Linked DNA regions of Homo sapiens: region 1 is linked to region 2. Evidence: read pairs that join two places in POLR2A ChIA-PET (ENCODE). Cell type or tissue: MCF 10A. All regions are shown on one strand. Each heading gives the region's core, and the rest is flanking DNA. Links, peaks and the distances in the headings are about the cores only.

Region 1 (5,381 bases), core at 53-5,052, 200 kb before region 2:
GGGGAGAATCGAGTCAGCTGGGCGAGGAGGAAAACAATTCACTACGGAGGCTTGGGAGGACACCTAAGGCGGTCAAACTGGCTGCACTAGCTGATGTTTCTCGGTTCCTCCCAGGTGTGGGGTGCTCTTGGTGGGGCAGCAGATACTATGATGTGGCTCTGGGGGCGCGAGGAAATGTTCCTTCCAGGTGGCTATCCTTTTTTTTTGAGACAGGGTTTTGCTCTGCCACCCAGGCTGGAGTGCAGTGGCACGATCTTGTCTCACCGCAGCCTCCACCTCCCAGGCCCAAGTGATTCTCCCACCTCAGCCCCCGAGTAGCTGGGACCACAGGCGGGCGCCGTGATGCCTGGCTAATTTTTTTTTTTTTTTAGACGGAGTTTTCGCTCTTGTTTCCAAGGCTGGAGTGCAATGGCGCGATCTCGGCTCACTGCACCTCCGCCTCCCGGGTTCAAGCGATTCTCTTGCCTCAGCCTCCCGAGTAGCTGGGATTACAGGCATGCGCCACCACGCCCGGCTAATTTTGTATTTTTAGTAAAGACGGGGTTTCTCCATGTTGGTCAGGCTGGTCTCAAACTCCCGATCTCAGGTGATTCGCCCGCCTGGGCCCTCCAAAGTGCTGGGAGTACAGGCGTGAGCCACCGCGCCCGGCCTTTGCTTGGCTAATTTTAAAATTTTTTGTAGAGACCGGGTCTCACTATGTTGCCCAGGCTGGTATCGAACTCCTGGACTCAAGTGATCCTCCCGCCTCGGTCTCCCAAAGTGCTGGGCATTACAAGTGTGAGCCTCCGCGCCTGGCCTGGCTACCCTTTACAGGATAGAGCTATACCTCGTAGCTTGATTGTCAGTACCTAACGTGGCGCCACGGCGAACTAGGGCAGGAATCTTATCTGTCCCCAGACTGCTAGCGGACTGGAGCTCCCCAGTCCAGGGGCTGTGTGGGTCTGGCCAACGCAAGCAGCAACTAGGCAGCATGCAGCTCCCGCCGGGTGCCCCAGGGGCCGCCGCGTGCCCCAGGGGCCGCCGCATCCAGACTCCGCGTGGGCGGAGCCTAGGTCCCTGGTCTGCGGGCCACGCATCCCGGCCGCTGCAGGGACTCCAGCCAATAGGGATGTGCGGCTGCCGTCCTGTCGACCAATCGCGGGGAGGGGAGGGCGTTAGCCAGCGTGGCGCTGGCTCCCGGAATATGGAGCCCTGGGCGCGGGGGCGGCGTGTCAGGTGGTTGCGGAGCTGGTAAGGTGAGGGGAAGGCAAGGTCAGGGGTCACGGCATTCCGCTCGCTGGCAGGGAGGGGCGCGGGGCGGCTCGAGGGCCTGTGTCGGGGGTCAGGCTCCGGGGCTAGGATGCGACACCGGCTCGCCGTGCGGGGCTGTGAGGGGAGGTGTGGCCAGGGAGGGCCTCAGGCCCAGAGTCCAGGACTGATGGAGTCGCGCCATTCAGAGAAAGACCCAAAGATGGGGGCAGGGAGGGAACGCCGGAGGTCGCGGGGGTCTCGCCCCTTCCCCGCCGCGGCCTAGGACACATGGCCCAGCTCCCAGCTGCACCGGATGGCGCGCCCGGCCTGTGTCGGGGTGCGCTGACCTGCTTCGACGCCTCGAAAGAGGCCGACGGGCACAGGGCAAGGTCTTTCGTGGCCTCTTCGTCGGCGCCGCAGGGGGCCGGGCTGCTCTCCGGGGCCTCCCGCCGCCCCGCTTCAACAAAAGACTCATTATAACCTAACCGACTTCAGGGAGCGCCTTCTGTGTGAATAGCCTGCATACGCGGCTCAGTAATTGTGGGTAGATTGGTTTTAAGGCTGTTTGTGTAGCTCTCAGGGACCCTCTGGATTCCAGGCTCCAATGAGCAGGGTTTTTCTACAGGGGGATATTGCACATATGTAAGTGGGCTGGATGGCTCTCCCAGCTGTGCGTTTCATGTGTCCCCACTTTTAAAGCTACCGCTTAAATGTGACATCTCTTGCAAAAGCAAAAATTATATGGAAGGAGAGTTTGCAAGGGGAGATAGGCTTCTAAAAACTTGCTGGCCTCAATTTTAGTGACTGTTGGTGAAAAATGGAGAAGCTATGTTTACACTGACTTCTGGAACCCGAAGCCCCACCAGTTCGCATGATTTCTTGGCTTTGTAAATCTTTGAGCATGTTGTTTGCCTCTTTCTTCTTTTGTTCCACGTACTTAAAATGGGGATTGATAATATCAGTCTTACAGGGTTGTTGGTATGAAATTAGTTAATAAACAACAAAGTACTTAGAACTCTTGATGTGGAGGAGTTTTTGTTGTTGTTACCTTCTTTCCCCTTAACACTTCTAAAGAATTCTAACCTTATTACTTATTCTTTGCTCAGAGTCTCATGACTTATCACCAGTGAACCCGCCGGCCTATACTTTCCATTGACATCATTAACTTTGATCTGAGGGTATAGTGTAGTTATATGTGACTAGAGGATTTCTGCTGCGTGTTTGTTTTATTAAATACGGTTGGAAACTATCATTATACTAGGTCATTTATTGTGATACCTGTGTTGGGTAAATGAAACCTGAAACCTTCGGCTGTTTATTTTTTCATTGGACAGTATTTCATTGACAGTCTTGCTTGGCCTACTCAGTTTATTTTGGAGCCAGTACTAAAAAGGCCATGATTGCAGCATACTTGGTTTCTCATGTTTCCGGAATGGCAGTGGGACTCGGGAGGGGAATTTCTGGGTAGCCTGGCAGCACTTCTTGTTAAGGAATGGGGAAGCTTCTTATGAATCTAATCTTACTCTAATGTTAGGAAATCAGCAGTGGTCCCTTGGATTACTCTACAAAGCTAGTAGGCAGCTTTGGTTCAGTTATGACTCAGTGAAGGTTAGAGAATTATATCTACAAAGTAGGATCTTTTTCTTTCTTTCTTTCGTTTTTTGATACGGAGTTTCGCTCTTGTTGCCCAGGCTGGAATGTAATAGCGCGATCTCGGCTCACTGCAACCTCTGCCTCCCGGGTTCAAGCGATTCTCCTGCCTCAGCCTCTTGATGCCTGGCGAATTTTTTTTGTATTTTTAGTAGTGACGGGGTTTCACCATGTTGGCCAGGCTGGTCTGGAACTCCTGACCTCAAGTGATCCACCTGTATCGGCCTTCCGAAGTGCTGGGGTGGTGTGAGCCACCGCGCCCTGCCAGATCTTTCTTGTTTGACTTTCATTGCTAAGAATTTGGGTGAGTGTTGTTGAATCAAAGACATCTTTATTCTCTGCCTCCTCACCATGCACATACGTACAAATGTCTGCTGACAGATATCTGCCCTTCCTATGGCCTTAAAAAGCCTTCTCATATTCTCGTGGTGCTATCTGGGATACACCAGTGGAAGACTGCTTTGTCTTCTAATTCTTCCCTTCAAAGAAGCGGCTATTTATACACATAGCATTATTAGGAACTAGTCAGAAAATGAGAAACTTTAAGTTTATGAAAAAAAACATTGCTTACTTCAGCTGCATGCTGGCCAAATTTAGTTGAAGTGCAGTTGGTATAAGTTTAGTTGTTTAGTTTTGGAATAAGAGAGTTCAAGACTTCCCCTCCCACCCCCCACAAGACAAGGTCTGGCTCTGTAACCCAGGTTGGAGTGCAGTGGCATGATCACAGCTCACTGCAGGGTTGACCTCCCAGGCTCAAGTGATTCTCCTGCCACAGCCTCCCTAGTAGCTGGGAGTACAAGTGCATGCCACCACCCCTAATTTTTAAAAATTTTTTTGTGGAGATGGAGTCTTACTAGGTTGCCCAGGTTGTCTTGAGCCCCTGGGTGCCAGCCACCGTGCCCAACCAGTTTAATACTTCTTTAGGATTTAAAGTTGGAAGTTGGCCTGGTAAGAGTGAAGGACAATGTCTTTGTAATCTGTTTTTCCCTGAGAGGCATGGGAATGACACCTTTAAAGAACTGAGTGTGTTTGAGGCAGAAAGGGAAGTCTGCTGCCCTAATATTGTCATTATTATCATCTCTCTGAGGCTCTGTAGTTTGAGTAAAACATTCTGGGAAAAAAGGTAGGGGCATTTGAATGAGCGGAATATAATGAATTAGAAGATGCAGACCATGTCTCACTTACTTGCTGCCATTTATTCTTTATTTTTATATTTTTGAGACAGGGTCTCGCTCTCTTGCCCAGGCTGGAGTGCAGTGGTTCAGTCTTGGTTCACTGCAACCTCCACATTCCAGGCTTAAGCGATCCTCCCACTAGAGCCTCCTGAGTTGCTGGGACTACAGGCTTGCGCCACCATGCTCAGCTAATTTTTAATTTTTTTGTAGAGTTGAGTTCTCACTATATTGCCCAGGCTGGTCTTGAACTCCTAGGTTCAAGCAATCTTCCTGCCTTGGCCTCCCAAAGTGCTGGGATTACAGGCATGAGCCACTGCGCCCAGCCTTGCCATTTATTCTTTTTATAATTTAACAAATATTTATGGAGCAATTTACATTAATTGGCCCCTTGAGACACAAAGAAGAGCCTTCAAGGCATCATCAGGAATATTCTAGATACAATAAAATGACATGTATATAATAAGGTATATTTTAATGAAATCATAATGGAATATAAAACAATTGGCCAGCAATGATCAAAATGGCCTAACTTCTCTTCCACTTTTAATTTCAGGTTAAAGTAATTTATATTTTTTGGCATAAGGAACAAATTAGGGTTTTTAGTCTTGTTTTGGTGCTTATTGCCGATAAGTCATTTTGTGTCAGGTTTGTGTTTGTTTTGGTCTCATCTCTACTAAGCTGATAGCTGTTAAAACTCCTAGGAAATGAAAGAAGAAAGCTACAAGTTAATTATTAAAACTTTACCAGGTTTCAAAGAGCAGAAAGAGGCTTGTTAAAGGCTGGAGAATCTTGTAGTATATATTGTCTTAATTTTTCTTTGCTTTTAGGAAAAGAAACTTGGAGGACAATATTTACTTAAAGTTGTTAAGGTCAATCTACATCATTTGGGAGCCAATATCCATCATTAGGAAAAATGGGTTGAATGTAATCTAATGAAAATTCTTCATATTTGCCAGAGAAAAGCTACTTAAGTGTGAGGACAAAACATATTTTCTGAGGCAAGAAGTAGGTATAGGCTGGTTTAATAGGGGATTTTTTTTTTTTTTTTTTTGGAAAAAAGTAATTTTTTTTTTTTTTTAATGGAGACTGGGTTTCTTGCTATGTTGCCCAGGCTGGTCTCAAGCTTTTGGGCTCACGCAATCCTCCCGCCTCAGCCTCCCAAAGTGCTAAGGGATTACAGATGTGAGCCACCATGGCCAGTCTAATAGGGAATTTTCTTATTCCAATAGAAAGGGGTCTTTGAAATTGTTCACAGAGCTTGGCATTGTGTTCCATGATAGAGGTGTCAGATCAGGAGGCCAGGTTTGTCCCCCAAAAGGAAACACA
Region 2 (5,381 bases), core at 153-5,152:
CTGAAGGGTGAGTCCCAGACCTGGCAGCATTGACCACAAGCTGATAGAAGAGCCCTTGGGCTTTAAGCAAACATCGGCAGTGGCCTGGCAGAACCACCCATGGGCCAGTGGTGGTGGTGGCCACAGGGAGAGGCTCCGTTGCCTGTGGAAAATGGAGGGAAGAGTGGGAAGGACTTTGTATTGTGGTTTGAGTACCAGCTTAGCCACAGTAGAATAGGACATCAGGTAAATTGCTAAAGTTTTTGACTCCAATCCCTGGCTCCCAGACAGCATCTCTGGACATGCCTGGGCTTAGGGAAACTTGCCACCTTGAAGGGAAGGGCCTTGGGCAAAGCCCAATGCTGTGCTGGCATCAGGTCTGACCCAGTGCAGTTCCAGTGGTGGTGGTCACAGAGGTGCTTGCATCACCACAGCCCCAGTTCCAGATGCCTCAGCACAGAGAGACAGACTCTGTGTGTTTGGGAGAAAGTAAGGGAGGAGAACAAGAGTCTGCCTGGTAATCCAGAGAATTCTTCTGGATCTTATCGAAGACTACCAAGGCGGTACCTCTGTAAGCCTACAAAAACCACGGCGTTATTGTGCTTGGGGTCCAAGTCCCTTCAAATATCTAGAAAGCCTTACCAAGAAGGAAGGGCACAAACAAGCCCAGACTGTGAAGACTACAATAAATACCTAACTCTTCAATGCCCAGATAGCAAAGAACATCTACAAGCATCAACACCATCCAGGAACACATGACCTCACCAAATAAACTAAATAAATGGAGAGAGAGAGATTGTGTTCATGGGAAACACTCAATATTGTTAAGATACCAGTTCTTCCCAAATTGTACATAGGTTTAAAGCAATTCTAATCAAAATCCCAGCAGGCTTTTTTTTTGTGAATATAGACAAGCTGATTCTAAAATTTATATAAAAAGACAAAGGAACTAGAATAGCCAAGATAATTTTTTTAAAAACAACAAAATTTAAAGAACTTACATAACTGGACTTCAAGACTTTTTATGAAGCTCCAGTAATCAAGATAGTATGATTTTGTTGAAAGGATAAACACATATAAATCGGCGGGATATGGTCTCTGTGAAACCAATCCTTTGAAAATTATTTGTTGAGACTTACTTTATTGTCCAATATGTGGTATGTTTTCATAAACACTCGTGTTTGAAAAGAACTATCTGAAGTTGTGTAGTGTATTCTGCCTCGAATTTCACTGATTATAGGTGCACACAGATCACATTTAAACATCTCTGGAATCAGCATGCATCTTACCACAATGACAATGGCATAGTTTACTTGGCAGTGGTTTTTCTTTCTTAGTGGTATTTAAAATAATAGTGTGCCTTACAATCAGTGGTGCCTTACAATTGATGAAATTCAGTATATCTATTAGGTCAAGTTTACTCATTGTTCAACTCCCCATCTTAGCTGATATTTTCCTGCCTTTTATATCAATTATAAGAGAGCTATGTTAAAAATCTACTAAGATTGTAGTTTTAAAAAAATTTCTCATATTTATTTTGCTTAACATCCAGGTCCTGTATTAGGTGTGCTGAAGTTTAGATGTGTTTTATCTTCTAGGTTAATTGAATCTTTTATTTTTATTTTTAAATTTTTTTTTTTGAGGCAGTTTCACTCTTGTCCAGGCTGGAATGCAATGGCATTATCTTGGCTCACTGCAACCTCTGCCTCCTGGGTTCAAGCAATTCTCCTGTCTCAGCCTCCTGAGTAGCTGGGATTATAGGCATATGCCACCATGCCTGCCTAATTTTTGTATTTTTTATTTATTTATTGTTTTAGTAGAGATGGGGTTTCATTATATTGGTCAGGCTGATCTCGAACTCCTGACCTCAGGTGATCCGCCCACCTCGGCCTCCCAAAGTGCTATGATTACAGGTGTGAGCCATGACGCCAGACCTGAGTCTTTTATTTTTTTTAGTGGCTGATTTTGTCCCAAGTAATTATTTTTGCTTTAAAGTCTATCTTGTTCAATATAGTTATGCCAGCTTGCTTTTGGCTAATATTTGGTATAACTTTTTCCATGTTTTTACTTAAAGTACCAAGTCTTCAGCCCTGCTGTTTCCTTATATTTTAGATTTACCTCTTATAAGTACCATATAGTTAGATATTATTTCCTAATTCAACCTGACAATCTTTGTCATTTAACTAAAATGCCCAGTTTGTTTACATTTATTATGATTATTGATACATATGGATTGATTTCTACCATCTTATTTTGGGCTGTTTGTCCCACCTGTTTCTTTCTTTTTCTCTCCTTTCTTGTCTTTTGGATTGATGAGTGTTTTTACTGGGTATAGAATTCTAGGTGTTTGTGCACAATGATAAAGTGAAAAGTTGAGGGCCCTTTTGTTCTCTTTTGTCATCTCCAGAAGCAGAGTTTGAGCTTGTGAAAAACCATGGTTCATATGTATTTGGCATCCTTCACCTACCACAATACTTAGTACATAGTTAATTCATAGGAATTCCATTTATTTTGATTATCTTTGACTACAGCTGGCAAGATGTGGCCTTTTCCTTTTAAAAAATTTATTGCTAAGAACTCTAAGGCAGTTTTTGTTTAAATGTTTTGTAAACTTAGCCTATGTTATTTGCAGCTTTTCTGAATTAAAAAAAAAAATTGGCAAGCCTTTTCCCCAGATGCGGCATTAAATTCTAAGAGCTGTCAGTTGGGCAAAACTTTGATCATTTTGTTCCAAAATTAATTATTAAATCACCATACCTACGTTCCTCACTAAATTTCCTCTGGTCTACTTGATCGTTCATTTATGGAATGATACAGTATTAAGGTACCATTTATAAACTTCTAAAAAAAATACTGCAATCCAGCATGCATTATTTATGGATCTGTGTAAATATTAAAACAGGGACTGGGCTGGGCATGGTGGCTCATGCCTCTAATCTCAGCACTTTGGGAGGCCAAGGTAGGTGGACTGCTTGAGCTCACTAGTTCAAGGTCAACCTGGGCAACATGGCAAGACCATGTTTCAAAAAAAAAAAAAAAAAAAACAGGAAAGAAAAAAAGTAATTTTGGAGTTAGAGCTGTGTAAATCAGTGTGTAAAACTTCTGTGATTTTAAAATGGAGGGTTGCCATCTAGTGGACACATTTAAATAAAACCTTTAAAGTCTTTCATAATAGGTTATGACGCAATGGAATAAAGTTTTTCAGACTCTTCCACACCACACGTAAGAAAGAAGGTATATTCTGATAGTTAAAACAACTTTGGAGTTTATCAGACCTAGGTATGAACCCTGGTTTTCTTATTTACTGTGTAACCTTGGGCAAAGTTTCAAACCTGTCTGTACCTTAGTGAGTTTGAACTCAGACCTTCATTGATTTAACAAAGTTCCCAACTTACAATGGTTCAACTTACAATTTTTTGACTTTATGATGGTGTGAAAACGATACTCATTCATTAGGAAACACGCTTCAAATTTTGATCTTTTCCTGGGCTGGTGATATTCAGTATAATACTCTGGCAATGCTGGGCAGTGGCAGAGAGCCGCAGCTCCCAGTCAGCCATGTGATCAAGAGGGTTAACAACTGTTACTCTGCAGTCTACTGTGTTGCCAGATGATTTACCTATAGGGTAATCTAAGCATTCTGAGCACGTCTAAGGTAGGCCAGGCTAAGCTATGATGTTTGCTAGGTTAGGTGTATTAAATGAATTTTTAATTTACAATACTTTCAACTTACCATGGGTTTATCAGGATATAACTCCATCATTAACAGTAGAGGAGGTCAGGCGTGCACACCTGTAATCCCAGCACTTTGGGAGACCAAGGCGGGTGGGTCACCTGAGGTCACGAGTTCGAGAACAGCCTGACCAAGGTGAAACCCCATCTCTACTAAAAATACAAAAATTAGCCAGGCGTGGTGGCACGTGCCTGTAATCCCAGCTACTCCGGAGGCTGAGGCAGGAGAATCATTTGAACCCGGGAGGCGGAGGTTGCAGTGAGCTGAGATCACGCCATTGCACTCCAGCCTGGGCAACAAGAGCAAAGCTCCGTCTCAAATAAACAACAGCAACAACAACAACAAAAACCACAAACAATAAAACAGTAAAGGAGCATCTGCATTATGAAGCCCTCCAGTGAACTAGATTAGACTGTGGGGATGGTTTCCTAGACTGTGGGGAGATAGCAGAGCACAAAATTAGACAGTCTCCTCCTAGAGTTTAATAAGGGTTGTGTTAGGGGTACTGGGGAGGGACTACTATTAATATTTTAGAGTGGGCAGTTAGAAATTGGGTTTAAATCTTAGATCCCTTAATAATGCTTATATAACCTTAGGCAAATACCAGTCTCAAGGATGACATTAAGACCTAAGTTCAACACGAGCTGTAACACGGCTTCGTTCATCACTTTTTTCCTAGTAATGCTTGGAATAGAAAAGGCCTTCGATAAGTATCTGCTGAATGTATGAATGGCACTACTTTAGCATTACCTGAACACATTTCCTGGCGCCTAAGCACTCAATAAATTTTAGTATTAAGGAAATTACATGACTATGTATATTATGTACATAGGGAACCTTGGACTTAAAACAATTTTAGATTGATACATAATTTACCAGTTAAAAATTGTTATATACACTTACTGAAGGCAGCAAACTGCTGCATGTAACCCTATCAATATTGAGGGAAGGCCAGGCACAGTGGCTGACGCCTGTATTCCCAGCCAAGATCGCCTGAGGTCAGGAGGTCGAGACTAGCCTGGCCAACATGGCAGAACCGTCTCTAATAAAAATACAAAAATTAGACAGGCATGGTTGCGCACGTCTGTAATCCCAGATACTCGAGAGGCTGAGGCAGGAGAATCGCTTGAACTCGGGAGGCAGAGATTACAGTGAGCCAAGATCGTGCCACTGCACTTCAGCCTGGGCGACAGAGTGAGACTCCACCTCAAAAAAAGAAAATATATATATATTTATATATATATTATATAATTTAATTATATATTTTTATTATATATATAATTAAAATATATATTATATATAATATAATATATATTATATATAATATAATATAGATTATATATATAAAATCTATATTATATATAATATAGATTATATAATATAGATTATATAATCTATATTATATATAATAGATTATATATATAAAAATATACATATATTTATATATTTCCTCTATATAGAGAGAGGAAAAGGATCTCAACCACGCAATGGCAGAGAGATACGGTCTCTAATGCCTACCTATGTCTGCTACAAAAAAATTTACACCAATAAAGGGAGATGGTTATCAGAATCTCTCTCTCAAAAGTGGGAGGAGGGGATGGCAGGCACAGTGGCTCATGCCTATAATCCCAGCACTTTGGGAGGCCGAGGTGGGTGGATCACTTGAGGC

What was found. Peaks named below come from ENCODE experiments on the same cell type or tissue, not always from the same donor. Only the 100,000 strongest peaks of a DNase experiment are listed, where the experiment ranks them.
Region 1: POLR2A ChIA-PET joins it to region 2 with 10 read pairs; 13 of 35 experiments call an interaction of 5 or more read pairs at or near these places.

The regions. Positions count from the first base shown.
Region 1 is chr12:51,022,164-51,027,544 of GRCh38, reverse strand. It overlaps SLC11A2 (solute carrier family 11 member 2), which reads left to right and starts at 1,161. Exons shown (of 16, transcript NM_000617.3): 1 at 1,161-1,235. RefSeq lists silencers at 781-1,500, 1,511-1,570 and enhancers at 976-1,587, 1,588-2,201. In MCF 10A, for the core only: no CTCF peak of the experiment used is centred there; DNase peaks (open chromatin) are centred at 1,114 and 2,634.
Region 2 is chr12:50,823,277-50,828,657 of GRCh38, reverse strand. No RefSeq gene overlaps it. Among named protein-coding and RNA genes, the nearest start is that of TMPRSS12, 17 kb to the left of the region's middle. In MCF 10A, for the core only: a CTCF peak has its summit at 3,090 (motif pointing left); a DNase peak (open chromatin) is centred at 3,127.